3 separate regions of the Homo sapiens genome follow, and all the other regions are linked to region 3. Evidence: read pairs that join two places in POLR2A ChIA-PET (ENCODE). Cell type or tissue: GM12878. All regions are shown on one strand. Links, peaks and the distances in the headings refer to the core of each region. The heading gives the core; the rest is flanking DNA.

What was found. ChIA-PET counts read pairs that join two places held together with the same protein. Peaks named below come from ENCODE experiments on the same cell type or tissue, not always from the same donor. Only the 100,000 strongest peaks of a DNase experiment are listed, where the experiment ranks them.
Region 1: POLR2A ChIA-PET joins it to region 3 with 5 read pairs; 8 of 35 experiments call an interaction of 5 or more read pairs at or near these places.
Region 2: POLR2A ChIA-PET joins it to region 3 with 8 read pairs; 9 of 35 experiments call an interaction of 5 or more read pairs at or near these places.

Annotation. Positions count from the first base shown.
Region 1 is chr21:29,233,228-29,238,449 of GRCh38, reverse strand. The region is part of intron 1 of LINC00189 (long intergenic non-protein coding RNA 189); the gene reads right to left. Among named protein-coding and RNA genes, the nearest start is that of LINC00189, 42 kb to the right of the region's middle. RefSeq lists enhancers at 1,122-1,221, 2,459-2,538, 4,214-4,313, 4,744-4,923. In GM12878, for the core only: no CTCF peak of the experiment used is centred there; a DNase peak (open chromatin) is centred at 2,549; H3K4me3 peaks cover 714 bases; H3K27ac peaks cover 2,362 bases.
Region 2 is chr21:29,242,566-29,247,787 of GRCh38, reverse strand. All of the region lies in intron 1 of LINC00189 (long intergenic non-protein coding RNA 189), which reads right to left. Among named protein-coding and RNA genes, the nearest start is that of LINC00189, 52 kb to the right of the region's middle. RefSeq lists an enhancer at 2,266-2,315. In GM12878, for the core only: no CTCF peak of the experiment used is centred there; no DNase peak of the experiment used is centred there; H3K27ac peaks cover 625 bases.
Region 3 is chr21:29,302,155-29,307,376 of GRCh38, reverse strand. The region is part of intron 1 of BACH1 (BTB domain and CNC homolog 1); the gene reads right to left. Among named protein-coding and RNA genes, the nearest start is that of BACH1, 5.8 kb to the right of the region's middle. RefSeq lists a silencer at 4,775-5,069. In GM12878, for the core only: no CTCF peak of the experiment used is centred there; no DNase peak of the experiment used is centred there; H3K4me3 peaks cover 1,426 bases; H3K27ac peaks cover 1,660 bases.

The DNA.
Region 1 (5,222 bases), core at 1,557-4,056, 69 kb after region 3:
TTCGCAGGTTCTCACTCATATGTGAGACTTAGGAATCAAAACAATTGAACTCATGGAGGTAAAGAGTAAAATGATGGTTACTAGAGGCTGGGAAGAGGACAGGGAAGGGGAAGGAGTGCAGACAGCTACTGGGTACAAAAATGCAGTTATGAAACAAAAATAGCAAGTCCCAACTATACATGGCTATGTTTCTGATTCCAGGAAAGAGAAGACACTGGGAGCAGAACTGTAGCAATCAGTGCATGACCATCACTATGTAATGCAAGTGGGAAATGAAAATTTGTTGGCGTGAGCCCCTGAGATTTGGAGACTATATATTATTGCAGTGAAACTGACTAATATATATGACACCACGAAGCAGTAACACAACTGCATTGAAATAAGCATTCTTTCTCTAAGGGCATCCCAATCCATGAGAGGCTTGGCTTTTATTCTAAAAATGAGTGGAAAGAGATTAGATAGGATTGGTTCAAGCACTATGTCATCTGTAGTCAGAAGGTACCAGGGATAAAGGTACAATTTTCTATCCTAGATGAACTACGTTGCTGTAAGATAAGCCATAGTTATCCTGGAGGTCACCTGTTGCACAATTCTGGAAGTGGCCATGAAATAGATCAGCCTTGAAGGAGTGTGGCACAGCATAGGTTTATATTTGCCCCACTGCAACCATTTTTTCAAACACATAGTAAGTTCACTTGTCCTCCATCTCAGGAGTCCACACACAGTCAGGGCTATTACAGTCACTAAACAGAAAGTGCTGCTTTTGGCTTCTAGTTCTGCAACTGCTTTTACGGCTCCACCTCTTCCTTTTAATTTGCTTATTAATGGCTCTTTGACAACCCCACAGCTAAGTCAGTGGCCTTGGGGGGGTATAATTACAAATACTTTAAAACTCAAAGTTAGCATGTTTTTCCAATCAATTAAAAGTACTTAAAAATATCTAGAGCAGCCAAAAGCAACCTAGGTCCTAACCACATGCACCAGGCTACAGGAACTCAACAAGGCCTGACAAATTCAGTCTTGCCAGGACCAGCAGGGAGGGGACAAGAACTGTGAGATTCAGAAAATGAGTTGGAAGGCAGTGATGCATGGCTGAGCAAAGGGGATTTGTTCCTAGAATGCTGCTGCCTAATCCAAGAAGGACAGACAGGGCTGGGAAGCAGATCTGAAGCAGAGCTATGGAAGGAACACCGCATTCCTTGGCAAGCTTAGCTCTGATGGTGGGGCCTGGGGCTCATAAGGACAGCCAGCCACATGCTCACTGGCTCAATCAGAGATGGTTCCTCCTGCCTCTGGAGTGACTTATTCTTCAGAAGATTAGGAGCAAAGAGGATACATTCTTTGGCTAGCCCAGCTTGATTCCCTCTTTGGCTAGACTCACCCTCTGGGTCTTACGGAATCTACAAAAGGACGAAAAGGAACTCACTGGCAAGTAAAGCTTAATGGGAACAAAACAAGGATTGTCCAACAAGGATGACCTATCACAAGGATGCTAGAACTCCTGACAGGCCAGTCTTCTTCTTTTAAGGGTGGGGAAACTGGGCCCAGAGATGCAAAATGACCCACCTAAGGCCAAAGTCAATGACAGCATGGCAGAGGCAGGGCTCAGGGCCTGACCGATGAATTCCTGACTGATGCCGAGAGCTCTTCCTTAAGTCTCTACACTAGCCTATTCTGAAATAAATACAAGGACCTTGTAGGAGCCCCTAAAGTCAGAGAGAAGGTGTGACTACAACAGGAAGGGCTTATGTATCCGAAACACTGTTGTTATTGACAATTGATCCACCCAAGACATCGACTTTTCCACATAATGTTTTCACAAAGAATAGGGGTGTGAGATACTGTTGTGTGGATATTATCCACATGTGGAAGGAAAGAAAATCAATATGTGATGTACAAACCATTGAAACTTCATATTTGAGAATTCTGCAAGTCAACCATTATTGTCAATGGACAGGATCCTCCCTAATGAGAATTTCATAAAGCGTAAGTATAATACATCACACTCCATTAGGGGCTGGGGGTAGGGAACTGGAGGAGGTTGAAAAGGAGGGGCTCAGAGAGGAAGGAAGATGAGGGAAGTGATTAAGAAAAAACACTGACAAGTAGTGAAAACAAAGAACTTGCCTGGAGTGGATGCAGCTAAATGAAGTTTTCCTATGAGAAACAAGGTAAAGGACTCATTTAAAATGCCTGCAGGTAGACTGAAAGTTGTTTCCAAACACCGGATTGACAAAAAGATCTTAGAAATAGACAGAAAATGCCAATGCCTGTAGCTCTTTCTGACTCTTGCCAGTGGTCATGCTTTCATTTCCTCCCAAATCAGATCCTAAGTACCTATTCAGCAAAATAGAATACATGAGATCACAAACAGACACTTTCAACCACCAGAAACACAACTTCACTTAATTCTACAAATATTGTCAAGCTCCAGTGGGAGATGTTCTTTCCCCTGGCATTTGGTTGCGTTTGATTTTCACAAAATAGTGAACTTCTCAAGAGGAAATGCTTCTCTAGAGCTTGCTGGATTGATTTAGTCACTTCTCCCGACTGCCCCTCAGGGTCCCCATTAATTGCTACTTGGGGCAGACTATGACCAGTTTCTCTCGGCATAAACCACACAATAACCATGACAGCATAGCTTTGAGGGTTTACTAACCTGTGACACACTCAAACCATGCGAACTAAAGGGTTTCAAAAATCCTGAAGCACCTGAAATGTTTCTGAAAATGATTCTATGACCTGGCTATTAATAGGGATGAAAACAAGTTTGAAAATTAAGAGAGAATGAGAAGTTAGATGGGAAGTTGCATGCAACTTGGGTTCTTTCCCTGCAAAGTAAGGCAAAGCAGACACAAGAGAGGACTTGAGCTTACACTCATTTTGGAGGAAAATTCCTTGTGATGCTACCCTCCCCACATCCCTGGAGCCCCCACCCCACACCATAAACCTGATCCTTGAAATAATTAAAATCCACTTCTACAAAAGGGAAAATACTAAGTAGATTGATTTTAAACCTTCCACAGTAATGCAGTATGTATCAGGGCAACAGTGGTGTTGGATTGATACTAGGAGAGAAATTCAGTCTTTGCCAGAGCAGTGACTTTATAGCCAACTCCTCATCATGTCAACCTGAAATAATCTAAAGGGTCAGATTCCAATTTTAGAGAGTTTATTCAAGCAAAAAGCTGGGAATGGCCATTTCTGGATGCTCTGTCCCAGAGAAATGGGGGTAGTGCTCTGAAGTTAAAAGCTAAATTCTCTTTTATATAGGAAAAAGCAAAGAAATTTAACAAGATTACAACATTTTCAATACAGGGCCAGTTTATGAGTTACAACAAATTAATCAGTTTCTTTTCTTTTCTTTTCCATGCAGCTTGTTTTCTTTTCTTTATCGCTCCTTTTCATTTCCTTTTGATTTTAAAAGAGTGTGCTTAACATTCCATCTTGAGGCATTGAGATGGCCATAAAGTTTTTGTGTGAGAAGAAAGAGGTTAATCTATAATGAAAGTCAATAGTAAGAGGGAAGGGGTCTCCTCTGGCATCCTTCACTGATATGGACAGGAAACAGGGAAATACTGGGTAGAAGGGGGCGGTTCCCCAACAAACGGCCCACCCTCAAGCCTGAAGACCGGCAGCCCTAAAGGAGGACAGGCATTTCTGTTTTCATGGCCAAAATTTGCCTTTTGGCCTGCCATGCACCCCCCATCCTGCCCCCATACAAACCCAAGACCTTAGCGGGCACATACACAAGAAGCTGGACATCAAGACCAGCAGACCAGTGGACCAGTGAACCAGCAGACCAGTGACAGTGGAACAATGCAGCAGAGAAAGAGAGAAAAGGAAGGATGTCTGGACTCATAGGGGAGCTTGGCCAGGGGTGGCTGGAGAAGAGTTGGGCCGCTGGATGCCCGACTCCAGGGAAAGACCACCTTCCCACTCCATCCCCACTTCTGCCTCCCCATCCATCTCACTGAGAGCCACCTCCACCACTCAATGAAACCTTGCACTCATCCTTCAAGCCCATGTGTGATCTGATTCTTTCAGGACACTGGACAAGAGCTTGGGATAAAGAAAGTTGTCACGCTGGCCCCCTGCCCTCACAATAAGGCAGAGGGTCCGTTAAGCTGATTAACACACAAGCCGTCTGCAGACAACAAATCTGAAAGAGCTTTGTAATACATGCCTACATGGGCTTCGAGTGACACAGAGACCCACCCCTAGACTCTGCCGTGGGACAGGAGCCCAAAAGTGCTTGTACTGGCCTCTGCACCTGCCTGTCTGCATGCTCCTCCTTTGAGCTTTGGGGCGACCAAGCAGGTGAGCTACACCTGTCGCACGTCCTACAACCATTCACAACATTTTACAAAATAATGTAGGTAAGGGAAAAGACAATTCAGACAATCAAAAATATTACAAAAAGTTCACAGCTGCCTAGTTTACAGCTGCCTGTCTTGTGACTCAGGCCCCATAATTCACATTTCCTTATGGCTCAAAATAATTTAGAGTTCCAACAGCTTAGATTTTGAATCACTTATTTTCACAATCACAAAGCATAGTAGGAGTCCCAGAGAGAGAGCATAGCTCACACATAATCCAAAAGTCTTTTGTAGCCCATAGTTTCAAAATCACTCTCCCCAAGAAAGGTGAGGAAAGCTGGTATCATAGAAACCAAATGGGCCCGTCTGAGTTTCATTTCCCTCCCGCTGAGAGGTAATGATGAAACACCATACAAGTACTGCTTTGAAAAGCACCTGGATTCCCCAGGTTCTTTTAGATTACCTCATGGGAAATAAAATAGAAACAAATTTAAAACTATAACTAGGTTGGTTTTTTGTTTGTTTGTTTACCAGTTAAGACCTTAGGTAGGTACATGCTATGGGCTGAATTGTCTTCCTGCAACCTCCGCCAAATGTATATGTTGAACTCCAAACCTCTAGTACCTCAGAATGTTCCTGTTTTGGGACATGATAAAAGAAAAACTTCAGTCGGTTTAAATTTAAAGGAGTTTAATTGAGCAATGAACGTTTCACAAATCAGACAGCCCCCAGAATCACAGCAGATTCACAAAGACTCCAGCGCAGCCATGTGGTGGAAGATTTATAGACCAAAAAAAAAAAGAGAAATGACGTTCAGAAATTGGAAGTGAGGTACAGAACGGCTGGATTGGTTAGAGGTTGGCGTTTGCCTTATTTGAACACAGTTTGAGCACTAAGCAGTGT
Region 2 (5,222 bases), core at 1,527-4,026, 60 kb after region 3:
TCACCTTTATCATAAAAATTTTAAAGTATGAGAAATCTTCATATGGACATTCTTAAGACAAGTGAAGAAATATTTCCCATTTTCACCTTGTACAATCAATTTAAAATATGAATTTTAAACGTAAAATGTGTTACTATAATTTCCTGTGTTATTTCTTGATGGGGAAAAAATATACCTCAGAAGCACATCCAACTTCTTCTCTGCAGAAGCATAGCCTTGGGAGTGGCCAACCTGAAATTAATTTCCCTGAATAAATTTTGCAAAGCTGCCAGGTGGAGAAATTTTCCTTTAGAAGAGATCCTAGGGTTTGCTAAAACCAGCAAATGGCTTACTATCAGAAAACCTGAAATCATCATATCAAAATATACTTGCACTTGTATGTTTATTGAAGCACTAGTCACAATATCAAGGATATGAAATCAACCTAAATGTCCGTCAAGGGATGACTGGATAAAGAAAATGTGACACACACACACACACCATGGAATATTATTCAGCCATAAAAAAGAATGAAATCAAGTCTTTTGCAGCAACATGGATGGAACTAGAGTCTATTATCTTAAGTGAAATAACTCAGAAAGTCAAATACTGCATGTTCTCACTTATAAGTGGGGCCTAAATGATGTGCGTACGTGGACATAAAGAATAGAAGAGTAGACACTGCAGACTCAGAAAGGTGGAAGGGTGGGAAGGGGGTGACGGATGAAAATTACTTAATGGGTACAATGTACACAATTCAGGTGATGGTTACACTAAAAGCTCAGACTTCACCACCATACACTATATTGATGTGACATAATTGCACTTGTGTCTCCTAAATCTATAAAAATTAAAATAAAGAAAAATAAAAGAAAATCTAGGTTTCAGACTCAGCTTATCCTTAGAAGCTTGAGCAAGACATAACTTCACTTGGCTTCAGTTGCTTCATTTGTAAAATTGACAGGCTGTCAAACAGCTGTCACATCCTGCGATTCCCACTGGACATCATTATGTAATCATTCATCCGAACAAATCCAGGCTCAAGAGAAGATTGCTCTATAACCTGGCTCTTTGTTGTCAATCTCCTCTCAAGATCATTAATGTAAATATTTTAGTTTACTCAAGATAATGGCCATTGATAAGCCTATAAAATAATTATTTTCTCAAAACTGAACATTCCAATGAACAGATACTCTTTAGCAAAGTAGCCTGCGCACAACTAGTTCTTAACACATATTTGAAAAATGTATTTAAGATTATAGTCTGGGCTGGTCGTGGTGGCTCCTGCCTGTAATCTCAGGAGTTAGAGACCAGCCTGGTCAACATAGTGAGACCCTGCTTCTACAAAAATAAAAATAAAAATAAAAATTAGCCAGGCATGGTGGCATGCACCTGTAGTCCCAGCTACTCGGAAGGCTGTGGCGGAAGGATCACTTGACCCCAGGAGGTCAAGGCTGCATGCAATGAACCATGATGGCACTACAGCCTGGGAGACAGAGCAACACCCTGTCTCAAAACAAAACAGGACAAACAAAAGAAAAAGAAAAAAATCTAAGAGTATAGTCTGTACTTTTTCTCATCAATTTTTTCTTCATAATTGTTAAAAATCATCAAATAAAAATATGTGGTATATTTTCTCTTTCTTAAACTATTTCACATGAATACAAAATTTTAATTGGGTAGAAACCATGAATTTTAGGCATATTCATAGAACATTCCTCAAAACATATTTGCAAGTCATATCATTCCCTTTTAGCATACAGTCACTCAGAAGTAGTAATAGAAACTTCAATAGTATTCTTCCTATGAAATTTAAATAAATTAATATTAACAAGACAGCTCAAAATCCTAGGATGAAAATAAAACATATATGGAAATATATTTTTGGGCTTGTTTTTAAAATTTGACTGATACTGTAGTGGAATGAAAGGGTAATGAATTCATGGGCCAATTCTGTCGCTGTAAGCTATAACTTTGTGCAACTAATTTTAACTTGGCTTTCTTATCTGTGAAATGGCCATCATGCCCTTCTACCCACCTCACAGTCTGATGTGTAGATAGTGGGGAAAATCTATACAATGCCCACTTGACACCACAAATATTAATGCTGATGGCACAAGGAGCTTGTTCATTTGTTCTAGCCTGAGAGATAGAGCTTGGGAATGGCCTCAAACTATTGAAATTGGTTCTGTTGTTACAGTGGTGGGGTGGTTGTGGTTTCAGTGACTGAGTTTGAAAGGAGTGGGAAGAGAGTGGGAAGTTCACTGCAATGTATCTGACCAAGATCTGCTGGAAGGTGAAAGTGTGTAGCTTCTCGGTGCAGTTGTGTTGCAAAAGGGAGACCATTTGCAGAGACATAGTTGAGTCAGGTCTATGCTTAGGAGAGTGGATCTTTCAGTTGTTTACAGCAACGTGCCTAAAATGAGCTCACCCTCTTCAGCTGACAAGATAAATGCCCCTGCAGAGCAGGTCTGAGCTGTTCTTTTTAGGGGCACGGCACAGGCAAGCTGCTGAGAAATGTGGCCTGGTGTGCACAGGATTCCCAGCATAGGCCATTAAGGCTGATGGTCCAGTTTCCAGAACTATCCAAAATTACAGAGGAGGCTCATGTGAGGTCTGGGCTTGCCTGGCTCTGTCATCATTGCTTCCTGTCTCTCTGGTCAAGGGCCTGGGCAGACACTTGCCACAATGGGCACAGGGAGAGACCAACTTACCTTCATAGTTGGAGGAGGAGAAACAGAAACTCAGATGCCTGAATTTTAACCTCATGTATTTCCCAACTACACTTGGGGAGAGTAAATAAACCATTACTATTTTAATCATTTGACTACGAAAATAATATTTCTGGCTTTCCAGCTGGATAGAGGATGCATCGAAACAGTGCCCTCTGCCTTACGCTCTGTTTGTGAGCAGTGCGTGACCACAGACTTATTTTGGGGTATCCTAGGGTGGCTTCTTAAAATTTACAGATATCCATATGAAGCTTCCTGAGAACAACATGTTAAAATACACGAGATCTTCCGGGCCTCATCTTCCTACTCTCTAATGCACCACCTTTAACAAAACTGATTTATATTTTTCAACTATGAAAGTATAAAAATGCAATGTTTGTGAGTTCTGAGAAGCATCCTTTCTGAAAGTGCTTACTTAAAAAAATTATGGGTACATAGTAGATGTACATATTTATGGGGTACATGAGATATTTTGATACAGGCATACAATGTGTAATAATCACATTAGGGTAAACCGAGTATCCATCACCTCAAGCATTTATCATTTATTTGTGTTACAAACATTTCGTTTATACTCTTTTAGTTATTTTTAAATGTGCAATAAATTGTTGTTGGCTGTAATCACCCTGTTGTGCTATTAAATATTAGATCTTATTCAAGTGGAGAAAAAGGAACCCTTGCATGCTGTTGGTGGGAATATAAATTAGTACTAAATTAGAATGTAAATTATTCTCCACAGCCACTATGAGAATAGTATGGATGCTCCACAAACAATTAAAAATAGAACTACAACACGATCCAGCAATCCCACTGCTAGGTATATACCCAAAAGAAAGGAAGTCAGTTTATGGAGGGGATATCCACATTCCCATGTTCCTGCTGCACTATATATAATCGCCAAGATGTGGAAGCTTCCCATTTTTTTTTGAGTAAATTATTCAAGAATAAGTACATGCCACGGAATCCTAAATAACAAGTAATGGGATACTACCCTTGTTCTCTGCACAGTTGTGCATCTTTTGCTCCTTCCTACAACTGCCAATTGTTTAAGGGGAGAGTTACTGGGGTGAACAGCCTGGCCAACATGGTGGAACCCCATCTCTACTAAAAATACAAAAATTAGTTCTGCATCGTGGTGCCCGCCTGTAATCTCAGCTACTCAGGAGGCTGAAGCAGAAGAATTGCTTGAACCCGGGAGGTGGAGGTTGCAGTGAGCTAAGATCATGCCACTGCACTCCAGACTGGGCAACAGAGTAAGGCTCCTTCTCAAAAAAAAAAAGAAAGAAAAAAGAAAAAGAAACATAGGATAAATCCATCTTTTAACAGTATGTCACTTATATGTTTGCTATGGTTTGGGTGTTTGTCTCCCCAAACCTCACATTGAGCTTTGATCCCCAGTGTTGGAGATGAGGCCTAAGGGGACGTGTTTAGGCCATAGGGGTGAATTTCTCATGAATGGCTTGGTGCTATCCTTATGGTAATGAGTGAGTTCTTGCTCTATCAGTTCCTGTGAGAGCTGATTGTTAAAAAGAGCCTGGCACCTCCTGCCTCTCTTGCTTCTTCTCTTGCTGAATGATTTCTGCACACACTGACTTCCCTTCACCTTCCACCATGAGTGAAAGCAGCCTGAGACCCTCACCAGATGCAGATGTTGGTGCCATGCTTCTTGTATGGGCTACAGAAGTGTGCGCCAAATAAACCTCTTTTCTTTATAAATTACCCAGTCACAGATATTCCTTTATAGCAACACAAATGGACTCAGATAATTTTCAAACAACATAATCTGCATTTCTTTAACTTCCATTCCCCTTCAAAAGTATAATGAATATAGTAAGCTTCCTATGCTGCCAGAATTTTTGGATGCTCAATATGTTTTATAAGTTACTTTTTTCTAGATCAGCAATTAGGCCCATTATTTTAAATCTAGAGCAAATCCACTTCAACTGAAAGCATATTATTTGAAGATAACTAACATACTGTTTTAAGAAAAGTTTACTTTGTTTCCTGACTTTGCATATGTATCTTATAGAATGGGGACTGGAAGACCAACAGCAATAAATTATTTGCCAAGAAATGTAGTACATTAATAATGTAAACTGTAACTGTGTAAGGCCTTTTGAAAGATGCTTAATACATAAATCTACTCTCTGATAATTTTTTTTTTTGAAACAGAGTTTCACTCTTATTGCCCAGGCTGGAGAGCAATGGCTAGATCTCAGTTCACTGCAACCTCTGCCTCCCGGGTTCAAGCCATTCTCCTGCCTTAACCTCCCAAGTAGCTGGGATTACAGGTGCCTGCTACCACGCCCAGCTAATATTTGTATTTTTAATAGAGACCGGGTTTCACCATGTTGGCCAGGCTTGTATCAAATTCCAGACCTCCATTGATCTGCCCACTTCAGCCTCCCAAAGTGTTGGGATTACAGGCATGAGCCACCATGCCTGGTCAACACTCTGATAACTCTAAGCTATTTAATCCTTAAAAGTTACCAGCCTCATTTGCCAGAATGT
Region 3 (5,222 bases), core at 1,138-3,637:
GCTTGATTTAATCTTTCTACAATGTACACATACAGCAAAACAGAAAAGTTAGGAGTACTACAAGAATACTGTATAAACTTAAGGTGGCATTAATTTTAAAGTCTGAAAAGAATGACGAATAAGCTAACTACGGGACAGCTTTCCCTTCGAGGAGGGGAATGAGTGTGTAGAAAAGGGAAGATGTTCCTGTTTGTACTCCTGATTCAAGAATTTGCATTCTAAAGAATCCTGACCCATCTAGCCAATGAACTAACAATTCTATCTGAGCCAGGCTGGCCTCAGCACTCAGTGCAAGCCATAGAGACCACAGGTGGGTGTGCACTATGGACTGAGGGACAGAGTAGTCCTCTTAGTATACACATAATCAGAAACTACAAGATATAATTATATGTTCTCCTCTCCCTGAAAGGAATAAGACAATGGCAGGGAACTTTTGAAATGTTTAAAGCATTGAAAAAAAAAATTATTTCTTCTATATATATTTATTGACAAAATTGGCATTTTCAATTTTTAAATAATTTTTAAATAAACCATTGATTTGATTTGATTGTAAAAGTGCTACTTGATCATAGAAGGAAATGGCATATAAGAGGAAAAAAAGTCACCTAAAATTCCAAATCCAAAGGCAAGCACATTTTCTTTTTCTCCTCCGAAGTTTGTATCTAAGTGTAGTGGTGGCAGAACTAGTAGACAAGGATGTCACTGTTAACTGCACAACACCATTCACCCCCTCACTTTCTAACCAAACCCTGACTGTGCTCACGTATCTACTCTCAACCCGAGGCCATCAACTTCCAAGGAAGTAGACCCCAGCCACAACCTAAGATGAATCACGATCCATTTATGCCAATCACAGCGGTACTATTCCCCTTGACCTTGACTCATTTAGGCACTGGCTTGTGTGCAATGCTGACCTATGAAGAGAGGAGAGAGGGACAAGGTAGCATCTGCTATGAGGCTTTAGGGAAAAATTTTTCTCACTGATAGCAACAACCTAGGAAAAAAAAAAAAAAAGTGTGTCTTCTTCCAGGAAACTTAAGTCATATTTTCTTGTGACACTTGAACTTGTGGCAGCCATCTTGCAACCATAAGAGGAACTTGCCAAGGACAAAACAAGGACGTTGCCTGCATCTTCAACCTTTTTCCATTGACTGGATTTTTAAATACACACACACACACACACACACACACACACACACACACACACTCTTCCTGACCCAACTTCTCCCTACTAAAATCTATTTCTCTCTCCTCTTATTCACAGCTAAGCTTCTCAAATTGAGTTGATACAAGTTGTTTCCTCCACTAACCTATGCATTCATCACTAAACATCCCTAAGGCTTTCTTGATTTCCCAAAACTTAGGCTTTTAATAGTCTGTGGTTCCACAGCACATTTTACATGTTGCTACTATAGCATGCTATGGGAATAGTTTGCCTGTCTATTAGACTGTAACTTCTGAAAAGTTCATTATTGCCAATATCTGGAAAAGTTCCTGGCTTATAAAAGCCTAAACATTTGTTTCATAAGTTAAATGTAAACCAAATGCCTAACATGTAGGAATGCCACAAATATTGACATGAATTTAGCAACCCTACTGTCCACATACACTGAAAGTTAAGTATGCGTTCATGTGAGTTGGGGGAGAACAGCAGCAGGAACAGGGAGAAAAGAGAACACAGTGCCTTAGCCTTGAAACTTAAAAACACAGTTTTTCCTCACTCTTCAGAGATTAGAGAGCTGTTCCAAGCTAATTCAACAAAAAAGAAGAGGCTGTTTCCACACTGGCATCTGAGAAGCAGTGGTAGGATAGCTCTCTAGAATCTCAGCTCCTCTGCTATTTGTGACCACTGTTGCCAACCTGCTCAAAGAAGAAAAGGTGGCCCAGCCTTTCTGGGGTCTGGAAAAAGACAAACTAGTCCAAAGACAGGAGGCCCTCAGAGACAAAATATACTTTTTAGAAATCTAAAAAAAAATACCTATAGTTTGAATAGCACTTGTGACAGTCTTTTACCACAAAGAGACAACGAAGTAGGGAAAGTTAATCGTAATTACATGCTCATCCCCAAGCAGCATTTCCTTTGACTTCTCTGGATGACAACTGAAACTGAAGGCATGCCAGCAAAGAATCCGAGTGAGCTGGGCAAAATGCTCTCTACTTCAACAGTCTTTTGCTAATGTGAAAGAAAAAAAAAAAAACAAGATTACAAAAGCCAAAAGCTTTTTTTTTTCTTACCTCTTTTAACCTGAATTATGACTCTTACCTAGGGGAGTACCCAAGGCCAGGCTGAGATACACCTCAGAAAAACAGTTGATAAAGAGACATCAGGTACACTGGAAATTGAAGAGGCCTGGGCCAAGATCAGATAACCACTGTACATTTTTTAAAATAATATTTAAATATAAAATACACATTAATGAAATTACAACCTAATAAATTTATTCAATCTTTTATAGCCACATATTTTATAACAAAACTGTCTGATGGATGAGCAACTGCACTAATTTAGCTGACTTCTGAAAGACGCTGGCACACTTTAGAAAATGAATAAGGCAATAAGCATGTGAAGATATCAGTAAAGAGGAAGTTGGGTGGATAGGTCGCCCTATTTCTTCAATAGGACCCTCAGGAGTTCACCTCCTTAGGACAAAAACACCTCCCTAGGGTCCTGGAGGCAGACAAATCAATAAAAAGAAGAGATAACTGGAAAAAAGGTGTGTAGGGGGAGGGAGGGACATTTCCCTTACTATACTATTTACTCTACAGCCTTAGAGGTAGGCTATTACTAATGTCCAGGCTACAAAGGAATTGAAAACCTTTTTTAGTGTAATTCCACTTTAATGAGGGATGGGGAAGTAGAGTGCAACTGTCCACTGACTGATCTGATCTAAAAAAATGATAAATTTAAAAAGTGAAAAAAACTTTACCTGAAAGAAACTGGGAATAATTAGGGGCCAGGCACAGTGGCTCACGCCTGTAATCTCAGCACTTTGGGAAGCCAAGGCGGGTGGATTGCTTGAGGTCAGGAGTTCGAGACCAGCCTGGCCAACATGGTGAAACCCATCTCTACTAAAACACAAAAATTAGCTGGGCATGGTGGGGGGTGCCCCATAATTCCAGCTACTACGGAGGCTGAGGCAGAAGAATTGCTTGAACCCAAGAGGCGGAGGTTGCAGTGACCCGAGATCGCGCCACTGCACTCCAGCCTGAGCGACAGAGTGATACTCCATCTCAAAAAAAAAAAAAAGAAAAAAAAAACTGGGAATAACTAGTTTATTACAAAAATATTAGTTTGAACGATGACTTTCCTAAGGCACTGCAAAAAGTGTTTACATTTATTTTTCAAATAACATGATCTGCACAAAATTTCAGCTGCATTAATGTAACATTTTCTAAATTGTGCCCGTACTGAGAAGGAACCAGCTGCCAGCCAATTTCACTGCATGCCCACTGTGTTTCTACACTGGTCATTAACAACCAAGATTCTGGCTACCACTATTTCTTCTTCCTCACGTTTGCTTCAGGGCAGTTTTTTATTATCCTATGAATATTTGAATATTTTCTAACCTGTCCCTGATCCTAAATAAAACAAAGAACCTGTTCTAGAGGAGTGATATTCAAAGTATTAGACATATAAGACATTTAACATCTAGAAAACCAAATTATATTTTGCTCAATTCAATTCTAATCCAATTATGGGTAAAAATAAGTCACAAGACAAGTTTTATGTCTATCTTAGGAGATGAACTAGAATTACTTAATTCCAGCTGCCTTCTCAATAATCACACCAATGATAAAAACAGAAAGTAGAAAGCTAAATAATCAAAAGAATTTCAACTCAGTGCACACTTACAAGGTACCACACACGATGTTCTCTCCTTCAATCTGTTAAACATTCCCAAGTTTCAAAATCACAGAACTAGAATGAACGCATATCATACCACCCAGTTCAGCAACCAACAGTTTATTAAAGAAACACAGCCAAGGCACATTCAGAGTGCCATAGGAGATAAAACAGAAAGACACAGATTCTCACCATCAGGAAACTTACAATCTGGCTGAAAGAATGGTCAAAATAACACAACCTTTCTGAATTACTAACAGGTACAAAAAGCTATACGATAAATATGTCCATTGTATTCATATCCATTTCATGGATAATTTTTCTGTATTAGTACAGGCATATCATCTAAAGAAAACATAATACTTAGAAGAAACTAATTAGCTTACAAATTTACATTCTAAATGTTTCCAACAAACTGGATAGGGCCCAGGAATATGTACTGAGAAACTAGTTCTGTTCTGGTATTAACAAGAAGGGAGGGGTGGACAGGTTACTAAAGCTGCCAGGCCACAATGTCAACTACAACGTGGAAAAGACTAGCCAAAGAATGGCAAGTGTTTTTATTTCGTAAAAGCCAGTTTCAATTAACTGGTTAGTGACTACCTCAAGCACTCCGCTGAGACTGTTAAGATTCCTTTAAGTAAAAAGCTATGTCCTGTGTTCGTTGCCCTCAGAAGTTGGATGTATGTTTGAGATGGTGCTACTGACTTAACATAAGAGTGTTCCCCGGGTTGTTTTTCCAGTCTCACTTGTGATCAATGCCGGCAATTCAGCTCTCAACAGCTATAAAACACTACTGTGTAACTAAGTACTTCCCTGATTCTGAACAACAGATAATAACACCTAACACTTGATGTTTCTTATAAAGCTGGCACTGTTCTAACCACTTACCCCGTATTAACGCATATAATCCTCACAACAACCTCTCTGATACAGATTCTACTATCACCACCCCTGTTTTACAGAGGAAACAATGAGGCACTAGTTACCAGGTAGAAGAGCTTGCCCAAGGCTTTAAAGTGGGTGACACAACCAGAACCTGACCTTAAGCAGTCTGGCTCCAGAACTACTTTTTAACCATTCTGCTTACTGCTTCTTTGTCAACTGTACAGTGATCAAACCCAGACTTCAGTTATGTTAGTGCACTGTGTAAGCCAGGTGCCTGGGCTTCAGGAGAGTGTAAGTCAATGTTTTAGCTGCAGTCCTGAAATGTTTACTCCCTCCAAGGGGCACGGATTCTGGCGAATTGCACTCAAATTACCCATACCTTGGCCATCGGTACATTACCTCATTTGACATATATTTTAAATCAAAACAATCTCAAAAATCATCGTTCCACCACATAAAATAAACCCTCTGTCTAGAATGCTCAGGGAAT